Linked DNA regions of Homo sapiens: region 2 is linked to region 1. A link is an interaction called in ENCODE POLR2A ChIA-PET data of the cell type or tissue named here. Cell type or tissue: A673. All regions are shown on one strand. Links, peaks and the distances in the headings refer to the core of each region. The heading gives the core; the rest is flanking DNA. Region 1 overlaps STXBP4 (syntaxin binding protein 4). Region 2 overlaps HLF (HLF transcription factor, PAR bZIP family member).

Region 1 (5,392 bases), core at 294-5,293:
ATTAGCTATGCTGATCTCAAATTCCTGACCTCAGGTGATCCACCTGCCTTGGCCTTTCAAAGTGCTAGGATTACAGATGTAAGCCACTGTGCCTGGCCAAAAATTGTAATTTTTAAGGAAATATAAATTAATGTTCATAATTTTAAAATCTTATATTTTTAATGAAAACAAGAAATAAAATTGACAAACAAGTATAATTGTCATTTTTAGCATTGGTATTTTCTTCATTCCACTTAGTCTTATTTGCTTGATAAATACTGTAAAAAAGATTTTTTAAAATTTATATAAAAAGAATATAATGCAGCCTGGCATGGTGGCTCACACCTGTAATCCCATCACTTTCGGAGGCCGAGGTGGGTGGATGTCTTTAGATCACCTTGAACCTGGGAGGCGGAGGTTGCGGTGAATCAAGATCATGCCACTCCACTCCAGCCTAGGCAACACAGTGAGACTCTAAAAAAGTAATATAATGAAATAATTTGCCTATTATTATATGGTGTTTCTCAAAGCATAGTTTATGATTGTTATTTTAATTGTTAAATAAAATGTAGTTCTAATATTCCCATAAATCTGAACCCTTTTTTGAAGAAATTTCCTATGAAAGCTTCTTGCCTAAATAAGTTCCTTAAGGCAGTTTTTGTATATGAAAAATGAAATAGTCATTTTCATGGTTTGTCAACTCAGTTATATCTCATTTTATGTTAAGTAGAGTACCTGCTCATATTAGATAGGGTTTTTACTCTCAGACAGATTGTGTTCTAATTTGGGCAGTCAAGACCCTTTGATTTTAGAAAGTTGGGTAATAAAGCATTTTAATGACAGTTCAAGATAGCAGTTAAGAGTACTAAATATGTGATTAATTACAGACGACAAATCTAAAAGATAAAAAAGGAGAGAAAGATCATTTATACAAAAGTAGAATGGAAAAACAGATAAGGTGAAATCTGAGATAGATTTTGAAGGACAAGTAACAACTAAATGATGGAAAAAGGTGAAAAATATATATACCTAGAGGATTAATGTGACCCAAAGTGTCTTGGAAGTAGAAGAATTTCACCTGGTAAATGTGGTAAGTTAATGTACTTGGATATGGGAATCATGTGAGAGTTAAGTGGACTAAAGCTAGTAAGTAGGTTGATTTGGAATAGGTAGTAGAGAACTTTGAAGAATGAAGAATGAGGATATATTTTATCATGTACCATGTTGTTAGGTTTGTTACCTAAGGTGGTACTTCATCAATATTTTGAGGAAATCAATCTTTCAGAAGTATGCAGAATACAATAAAGAACACAGTAGGCAGGGTGATCACATATGTGATTTTCATAGTACCCAAGCATGAGAGGATAAAGACATAAATCAGTAATACAGTGGTTAGAATGGAAATTAAGCAACAGCTGCAAATTACATTATAAATGAAGACTTCACAGTGCTTAATTACTGGTTAGGTAAGGAGGAGGAGGAGTTGGCTAGATGAGTCATGGAGGGGGAGTGAGGAAAGAGAAAAGAAAGCATATGTCAGAGGTCTGTTAAAAAGTTCTACGAATCATATTCTCCCCCATACACATTCATGCCTGAGGGGTGAGTTATACCTTCATTTGTCAATATCTGCAAAGCATTTTGGGATTATCCATTGAAAGGTATATTATATATATTTTAACAAATCAGACTCATAAGTCAAGGAAACTAGATATAACTTGCTTTTAAACATTTTAATTCAATAGCTCTTTTCCTGCAGTAACCCTTAATTTTTTTCACAAGCTGTAATAGTACCAAGACCAAGAAGGGCTTTCCAAAGAGTGGATGTAGGAAGCTGATAAGAGAAGTATTCTTTAGGGCTTGGTAGCATAGGTTACATTGCACAAAAACATTATATCTCTTTGCAGTCTCATTTTTCTCCTGTCACCTATTGACATTTTGAAAGATTTACTGATGAACTTAAAAATTGCAGAACTTTTAAATTTAGTGATGTGAATGTGTTAGCCTAATTACAGATGTGCTACTGCAATTAATGCTTTTTCCTTCTACTATAGGGAGCCATTCATTACAACTCATAACTAGAGGAAAGGGCTTTACATGATTGTTGCTAACATTAAAAAATACATGTGCAAATTTTGTTTCCAAACAACTCTCCAAAGTTCAAGAGCTGGTGTTACTAATTGAGTGCCTCAGGAAAACCCTTAATAAATTATTTTGTCTAGCTCTTTGATCACACAGGTGATTATGTATATTTTTTCAAGGTAAGAAAGAGGAAAAGGAAAAAATTGTGCCAAGAACTATTATAGTTTCTTTAATTCTCTTGTGAGAATAGTTTTGATCTAATAAAATAGGTGTGATTTTCCATTATAAAAATGAGCAAACTGAGTCTTAGAGAATTACAGAGCCAGAAAATTTTTAAAAGTGTAAAATTCTGATCTGAGATTCTAACCTAGTTATGTCCCATTCAAAGCCCATGTTTTTTCATTCTAGATCATGTTACCTTGTGGGGGAAAAGTACTGTATGTGGAAAAACACATAGTATATTTATTGTCCTGTGTGTGAGCTGTTACCGTGCTTTGTCCCAACAAAAGTCCAAAGTATTGGTAGCCTACAAAGATTTTCATTAGTTCAGATTACATTTTCAAAGAAGACTTTGGTCTGCTCTTTGAAGTTTCATTATGTAATCGTGAGGCAGAAAAACCTCATTTTATAAAGGGCCAGTGTGAGTTGAAGACATTTCCTCAGTGTTGCCAAAAAAAAAAAAAAAAAAATAAGCTAGAGATTTTACTTCTTAATTCAGGATTCCCTTCTAGTATGTTTGCTCACACTGCTTAGTATTAAAAAGCATAATGCTTATGTGGATTTTCTGACTTACTACTATATCTTCATTTTTCTTTTATTATCTAACCTTCTAAACTGAATTAAACTCTATCTAGTACATAGTAAATCAGTAAATGGACGACAGCATTTTCCCTGATGGGATTTCAGTCTCATGGTGAGGCACTGGGAAAATTCTGGCTCAGTTGTTACTGACATAGGAGGCTGTACAGTTATTTATTAGAAGACAGCCTGGGAGGAAAAGAGAAAATGGATTTATGTGATCTTGTATTGCTAAATACGGCACACTGCTGTTATCTTTTCTTTACTGCTTCCTCTAAAAGTCATCATTTCAATGCACTAATCTTTTAAACAGCCATTCAGTGGTAACTGGGCTAGAACTTTGCTAAGGGGTCACATTCACCAACCTGACAGTTACACATTTACAAAAGAAATAGCATGAATTTATTCAGCATCAAAACCTCTGCATCTTTTACCACCCAACTACATTTCACACTGTATTACCATCAGTGCACAATAATGGCTATATAAATTCCATCCAGAGTCTTCATTTAATTAACTAGCATTCTTTGAACAAAAATAAAAGTGCTGTTTTTATAGAGGAATAAAAGCTGCATGAAGTGAGTGTGAAGAAGACAAATCATCAAATTAGTTATTCTTCATTGCAGCTATGGAGAATTTCCTGCCCTTTCTCTTTAGAGTCTTTTTTTTTTTAGATTGATTGAATGAAAAATGGAGAGTGAAGCAGCCTCAAATATACCTATTGTAATGACCACATCATAAGCTCATCCAGGACTGGGCACTGATAATATTGTCATCTAAAAGTGATTTTTTAAAAACATTTTCTGTAGTTGGCAAGGTAGTACAGCATAGTAGCCAAGAACATGAACTTTATAACTAGACTGCCAAATCTTAGCTCTGTCACTTACTAGGTTTGTGATTCTGAGTTAGTTACTTAACTTTCCTGTGCATCAATGTCCTGTCTATAAAATGCAGATAATAATAGACATATCCATGGCAGTGTGTGGATTAACTGAGTTGATGGATGTAAAACATTGAGAATAGTGCTGGCACATAGTTAGCCATTATCTCCTGTATGCACAGCAGCAGTCTAGTGTGAAGTTGATCTAGCTGTGTCACTAGAGACTCTCTTGATCATCTGAATGAAATTGACTGGTGTGGTAGGCTAGGTTAATGTACCTACCTTTTCCAGATATTTCTTTCTAAAAGTATTCTTTTATTATAAAACAATTACTTTTAGATACAAGGAAATAAAGTCCTTTGAGTCAAGGGCATAGAAGGCAATTGGTTGGCCACATCTCTCCATCTGGCACCCTGCTGCCAGATTTAGCTTTCTAAAGCACTGTTTTCTCATATCATTTTCTGCTCAGAAGCCTTCAAGTCTTCTTCAGACTCAAGCTCCTTCCCCTTCATGCCTGCCATTTCTACCAGAGCCTGACTCCCTCCCTTTCCACGACCTTTTTTTATCCATTACTCCCCTATAGCAAGTCTCTACTCCAATCATAATTGATCTAGTATTGTTTCACAGTGTGCCACATTTCTTCTTGTCTCTCTTCCTTTATTCACATGGTTCTCTTTTTGTAACATCCTCTTTTCTTCATCCATTTATCTAAGTCATACCTGATGTTCTAAGTTGAGACAGAAAAGGAGAGGTTATCTTTTACCCCTTTGTATTTTTGTCATAAACATGGTTGCTAGATGCAGTGGCTGCTAAATAAATGCTATTGATGAACTACTCTGTTGGCTTTACCTTCAAACTGTATTTAGAATCTAACTGCTTCACACCAACTCCACCACTATCACCCTTATTGAAGCTACAGTTAATTTTTGCCCATCTCCTTTTTCTTCTCCCTGCTTCCACCCTTGCCCACCATCTACAGTCTATTCTCAACACAGCAGCAAAAGTAACACTTTTAAAATTTAAGTCAGATCACATCGATTCTCTGCCCAAAACCCTCCAATCATTTCCCATCTTACCCTGAGTAAAACCAAAGTCCTTGCAACGGCCTACAAATTCTCTTAGCCTCTGCCACTTCACTCTACCTCCATCCCTATATTCACTCTTGTTACCATTCTGCCCTCATGTCTTACTACTCCCGTCTTCCTGGACCCTACTACTCCTACCTCTACTACACTGGCTTCCTTGCTGTTCTCTGAAAGACACAAATCACAGCTCCATCTCAGGGCCTTCATGCAAACTGTTCGCTCTTCCTAGAAAGCTCCTCCTTGGGAAATCCTAACTCCATTCCTCCTGCAGGTCTCTGGTCAGTTATCTTTTCAATGAGACATTTACCTCTCATCCCTGATTTACTGTCTATCTCCCCAAACTTAGAATGTAAATTCCAAGGAGCAAGAGGGAAGGCTTTTTGTCTATATTGTTTAGTGTCTACCCCCAGTACCTGAAACAGAACCTGACACATAATAAATACTTAATAAATCATTATTGAATGTATGAATGAAAAACTGACCCTTAAGAATATGCCAGCATTCCTAACCCTCCCAGCACTTCAAATGTATTTAGGCTCAAACAAAAGCAAATGTCCCTTAACAGCTCTGA
Region 2 (5,392 bases), core at 296-5,295, 260 kb after region 1:
GCCAGACTATTCCCTAGGACAAGGAAGCAGAGGGAAATGGGAGGTCTAAGGATGAGGGGTTAATTTATCAGTACATGAGCCAAAAACTGCGTCTTGGATTAGCCTTTGACATTGATGTGTTCGGTTTTGTTGTTCCCCTTCCCTCACACCCTGCCTCGCCCCCACTTTTCTAGTTAACTTTTTCCATATCCCTCTTGACATTCAAAACAGTTACTTAAGATTCAGTTTTCCCACTTTTTGGTAATATATATATTTTTGTGAATTATACTTTGTTGTTTTTAAAAAGAAAATCAGTTGATTAAGTTAATAAGTTGATGTTTTCTAAGGCCCTTTTTCCTAGTGGTGTCATTTTTGAATGCCTCATAAATTAATGATTCTGAAGCTTATGTTTCTTATTCTCTGTTTGCTTTTGAACGTATGTGCTCTTATAAAGTGGACTTCTGAAAAATGAATGTAAAAGACACTGGTGTATCTCAGAAGGGGATGGTGTTGTCACAAACTGTGGTTAATCCAATCAATTTAAATGTTTACTATAGACCAAAAGGAGAGATTATTAAATCGTTTAATGTTTATACAGAGTAATTATAGGAAGTTCTTTTTTGTACAGTATTTTTCAGATATAAATACTGACAATGTATTTTGGAAGACATATATTATATATAGAAAAGAGGAGAGGAAAACTATTCCATGTTTTAAAATTATATAGCAAAGATATATATTCACCAATGTTGTACAGAGAAGAAGTGCTTGGGGGTTTTTGAAGTCTTTAATATTTTAAGCCCTATCACTGACACATCAGCATGTTTTCTGCTTTAAATTAAAATTTTATGACAGTATCGAGGCTTGTGATGACGAATCCTGCTCTAAAATACACAAGGAGCTTTCTTGTTTCTTATTAGGCCTCAGAAAGAAGTCAGTTAACGTCACCCAAAAGCACAAAATGGATTTTAGTCAAATATTTATTGGATGATACAGTGTTTTTTAGGAAAAGCATCTGCCACAAAAATGTTCACTTCGAAATTCTGAGTTCCTGGAATGGCACGTTGCTGCCAGTGCCCCAGACAGTTCTTTTCTACCCTGCGGGCCCGCACGTTTTATGAGGTTGATATCGGTGCTATGTGTTTGGTTTATAATTTGATAGATGTTTGACTTTAAAGATGATTGTTCTTTTGTTTCATTAAGTTGTAAAATGTCAAGAAATTCTGCTGTTACGACAAAGAAACATTTTACGCTAGATTAAAATATCCTTTCATCAATGGGATTTTCTAGTTTCCTGCCTTCAGAGTATCTAATCCTTTAATGATCTGGTGGTCTCCTCGTCAATCCATCAGCAATGCTTCTCTCATAGTGTCATAGACTTGGGAAACCCAACCAGTAGGATATTTCTACAAGGTGTTCATTTTGTCACAAGCTGTAGATAACAGCAAGAGATGGGGGTGTATTGGAATTGCAATACATTGTTCAGGTGAATAATAAAATCAAAAACTTTTGCAATCTTAAGCAGAGATAAATAAAAGATAGCAATATGAGACACAGGTGGACGTAGAGTTGGCCTTTTTACAGGCAAAGAGGCGAATTGTAGAATTGTTAGATGGCAATAGTCATTAAAAACATAGAAAAATGATGTCTTTAAGTGGAGAATTGTGGAAGGATTGTAACATGGACCATCCAAATTTATGGCCGTATCAAATGGTAGCTGAAAAAACTATATTTGAGCACTGGTCTCTCTTGGAATTAGATGTTTATATCAAATGAGCATCTCAAATGTTTTCTGCAGAAAAAAATAAAAAGATTCTAATAAAATGTATTCTCTTGTGTGCCAGGAGAGGTTTCAGAAACCTACCTCGTCTTACAAATTTAAACACTTTGGAGTCTGTACAGGTGCCTTATATGTAGGTCATTGTCACGATACACACACACGAACACTCCCTCTGGACTGGCTGCCTCTCCATCCAGGGCAGTTAACTAGCAAACAAGGCAGATCTGCTTCATGGAGCGGGAGGCCATGGCTTGACTCTGAGTGATTTGGGTCAACCGGAGTCAGACGCATGTCTGCACGCTGCAGCTATTATGAGAGTCCCTTTGTCATTTTTCACCTTTTCATCCTAAGCATCTTTCAGAGATTAATTATTTGGCCATTAACAATGAATCCAAATCATATCATACTGACATCATCTAGACATGATTTGGAAGGAACAGCTTAGGACCTCCTGATGAGGTCACATTGTTGTTTCTTTTAACTAGACTTGGCAAAGAAAGGCAAAAATTGACCAGCCTATCTTTCTGCTGGTGCTGCCTTAAGGAGGTAGTTTGTTGAGGGGAGGGCTGTAGATCATTACTTCTTTCTCTTCAGGAAGTGGCCACTTTGAACCATTCAAATACCACATTAGGCAAGACTGTGATAGGCCTTTTGTCTTCAAATACAACAGGCCTCCACTGACCCATCCCTCAAAGCAGAAGGACCCTTTGAGGAGAGTACAGATGGGATTCCACAGTGGGGTGGGTGGAATGGAAACCTGTACTAGACCACCCAGAGGTTCCTTCTAACCCACTGGTTTGGTGGGGAACTCACAGTAATTCCAAATGTACAATCAGATGTCTAGGGTCTGTTTTCGGAAGAAGCAAGAATTATCAGTGGCACCCTCCCCACTGCCCCCAGTGTAAAACAATAGACATTCTGTGAAATGCAAAGCTATTCTTTGGTTTTTCTAGTAGTTTATCTCATTTTACCCTATTCTTCCTTTAAGGAAAACTCAATCTTTATCACAGTCAATTAGAGCGATCCCAAGGCATGGGACCAGGCCTGCTTGCCTATGTGTGATGGCAATTGGAGATCTGGATTTAGCACTGGGGTCTCAGCACCCTGCAGGTGTCTGAGACTAAGTGATCTGCCCTCCAGGTGGCGATCACCTTCTGCTCCTAGGTACCCCCACTGGCAAGGCCAAGGTCTCCTCCACGTTTTTTCTGCAATTAATAATGTCATTTAAAAAATGAGCAAAGCCTTATCCGAATCGGATATAGCAACTAAAGTCAATACATTTTGCAGGAGGCTAAGTGTAAGAGTGTGTGTGTGTGTGTGTGCGTGCATGTGTGTGTGTGTGTATGTGTGTGAATAAGTCGACATAAAGTCTTTAATTTTGAGCACCTTACCAAACATAACAATAATCCATTATCCTTTTGGCAACACCACAAAGATCGCATCTGTTAAACAGGTACAAGTTGACATGAGGTTAGTTTAATTGTACACCATGATATTGGTGGTATTTATGCTGTTAAGTCCAAACCTTTATCTGTCTGTTATTCTTAATGTTGAATAAACTTTGAATTTTTTCCTTTCTTTCATGTATTTTTATTAACAGTTGGCTAGCAATGGTATTCTGTTCCCACCTCGGTAGCAAAGAGACCATTTGTAGAGATTATTACCTAGATAATAAAATGATAATACTATATAATTAGTAATAAATTAACATTTATTGGGTAGTTATGTGCCAGACACTGTGCTAAACACTTAGATGGAATATTTTATTCCATATTAGCTCTATGAGGTAGGGACAATTATTATCCCCATTTACAGAAGACAAAATGGAAAGTTAGGAGAGTCACGTAGCTTACCTAATGTTACAGAGGTAAAAGTGGCTGAGATGAATTCTGATCCCTGGAGTGGGCATTATTTAGAGGGGTGGTTCCCAAAAGCCAGTCCACAGACTGTCTTGTTCTCTAATATATAAAGAATAATTCAGCAACATCTAGGAGTATAAATCCAGAGATTCTGAATCAGTAGTTCTTGGATGGGGCCCAGAAATCTGAATTTTTAAACTGATCCCAGCCAACTTCCATCTGCAGCCAAGTAATTGGTGTCAAGGATTTATAGACTTGGCTCTTAATTCAAGTTCATGACCCTTGGGGGATCCACGCAGAGGCTTCAGAGATGCCATAATTATCTGAAATTGTATGCAACTTTTTATGTATAAACATTTATTTTGCTGTAGAGAAGACTTGTAGCTTTTTTTTTTTTTTTTTTTTTTTTTACTTCCCTAAAGGAACCTGTGATGCAAGGCGGAATAAAACCCCTGATTCATGTAAGAAGGCTGATGTAGAGCAGTGGTTCTCAGCCCAGGGAGCCCAGTAGATTCACCTGGGGAGCTCAAAACCGGCTGTGTGGGGCTGCAGCCCAGGCCAAGAAACTCAGCATCTCCGGCATAGTGAGAAGGGGGCTCTGTGTTGAGGAGTACAATTCTGGATTCAAATCTGTCACCTAGTGGGTATGTGACCTTGAGCAGCTTCTAAACCGTTTTGAACATAATCTCATCTGTGACATGAAGGTATACTCACTTCTGAGGGTTGTGGGGGGAACTAATGACAACAAATGAATTGTCTCTGGCACATCCGAGGCCTTCAACAGATAACTACATGGGGCCCACGAGAGTAGAATGGATGCCTTGAGCATTTTTCCAATTCAATATTTCAGACTATTCGTTCCTTCAGAGAGGACGGAAAAGAATTCCCCTGCTCATATGCCAGAGCAGGATGGCTGATGGTATGGGAATGGGTGGTAGAGACGTTGTTTCATAGTGTGACTTCACCAACAGTTCATAGACTAGCGCCAGCTTTGTGCACAAGGTCGATGGGCATCTCTTACTTGGTGACAACCTCTAGTTAAAATTGAGTGGTTACAAGTTAGGGTTCAGCTCTATTTTCATCCATCAAACACCTTTCACCTTTTTGTTGTTGTTGTTGTTGAGGTGGAGTCTCACTCTGTTACCAGGCTGGAGCGCAGTGGTGCGATCTCAGCTCACTGCAACCTCAGCCTCCTGGGTTCAAGCGACTCCTGCCTCAGCCTCCCAAGTAGCTGGGACTACAGGCACGTGCCACCATGCCCAGCTAAGTTTTGTATTTTTAGTAGAGGCAGGGTTTCACCGTGTTGGCCAGGATGGTCTCGATCTCTTGACCTCGTGATCCACCCACCTCGACCTCCTAAAGTGCTGGGATTACAGGCGTGAGCCACTGCACCCAACCCACCTTTCACCTTTCTCAGAGGAATAAGAATAGTGACCTTAGCTTAAGAATAGTGACCTTAGCCTAAGATTCTTCTGGGGCATCTTCAAATCTCTTGGAGGAAATGACTTCATGCCTGGAGAGCATTTGGATCCGAGATGGCAAGAACTGATATGAAGCCAAGCTGCGTAGACTCCCAGTCATACACAAGTCCTCAGTCCCTGGGGGCCCATCACATGCTGCATGTAGGATGGCTCTTCCATGCACACTTAAGCATAAGATGCCACCCAATCAAGCCCCTCTCTTCAAAGCATACAACTTCAATTTCCTTGTTGAAAATCATTGGCTTAGAAGTCTCTTTGGACATCTTTAGCTAGGAACTGGGTGAGAACTTTGA

The links. Peaks named below come from ENCODE experiments on the same cell type or tissue, not always from the same donor. Only the 100,000 strongest peaks of a DNase experiment are listed, where the experiment ranks them.
Region 2: POLR2A ChIA-PET joins it to region 1 with 5 read pairs; 2 of 35 experiments call an interaction of 5 or more read pairs at or near these places.

What each region holds. Positions count from the first base shown.
Region 1 is chr17:55,066,426-55,071,817 of GRCh38, forward strand. The region is part of intron 12 of STXBP4 (syntaxin binding protein 4); the gene reads left to right. Among named protein-coding and RNA genes, the nearest start is that of STXBP4, 100 kb to the left of the region's middle. In A673, for the core only: no CTCF peak of the experiment used is centred there; DNase peaks (open chromatin) are centred at 3,166 and 3,796; H3K27ac peaks cover 2,050 bases.
Region 2 is chr17:55,321,729-55,327,120 of GRCh38, forward strand. HLF (HLF transcription factor, PAR bZIP family member) reads left to right here. Exons shown (of 4, transcript NM_002126.5): 4 at 1-3,459. Among named protein-coding and RNA genes, the nearest start is that of HLF, 59 kb to the left of the region's middle. In A673, for the core only: no CTCF peak of the experiment used is centred there; no DNase peak of the experiment used is centred there.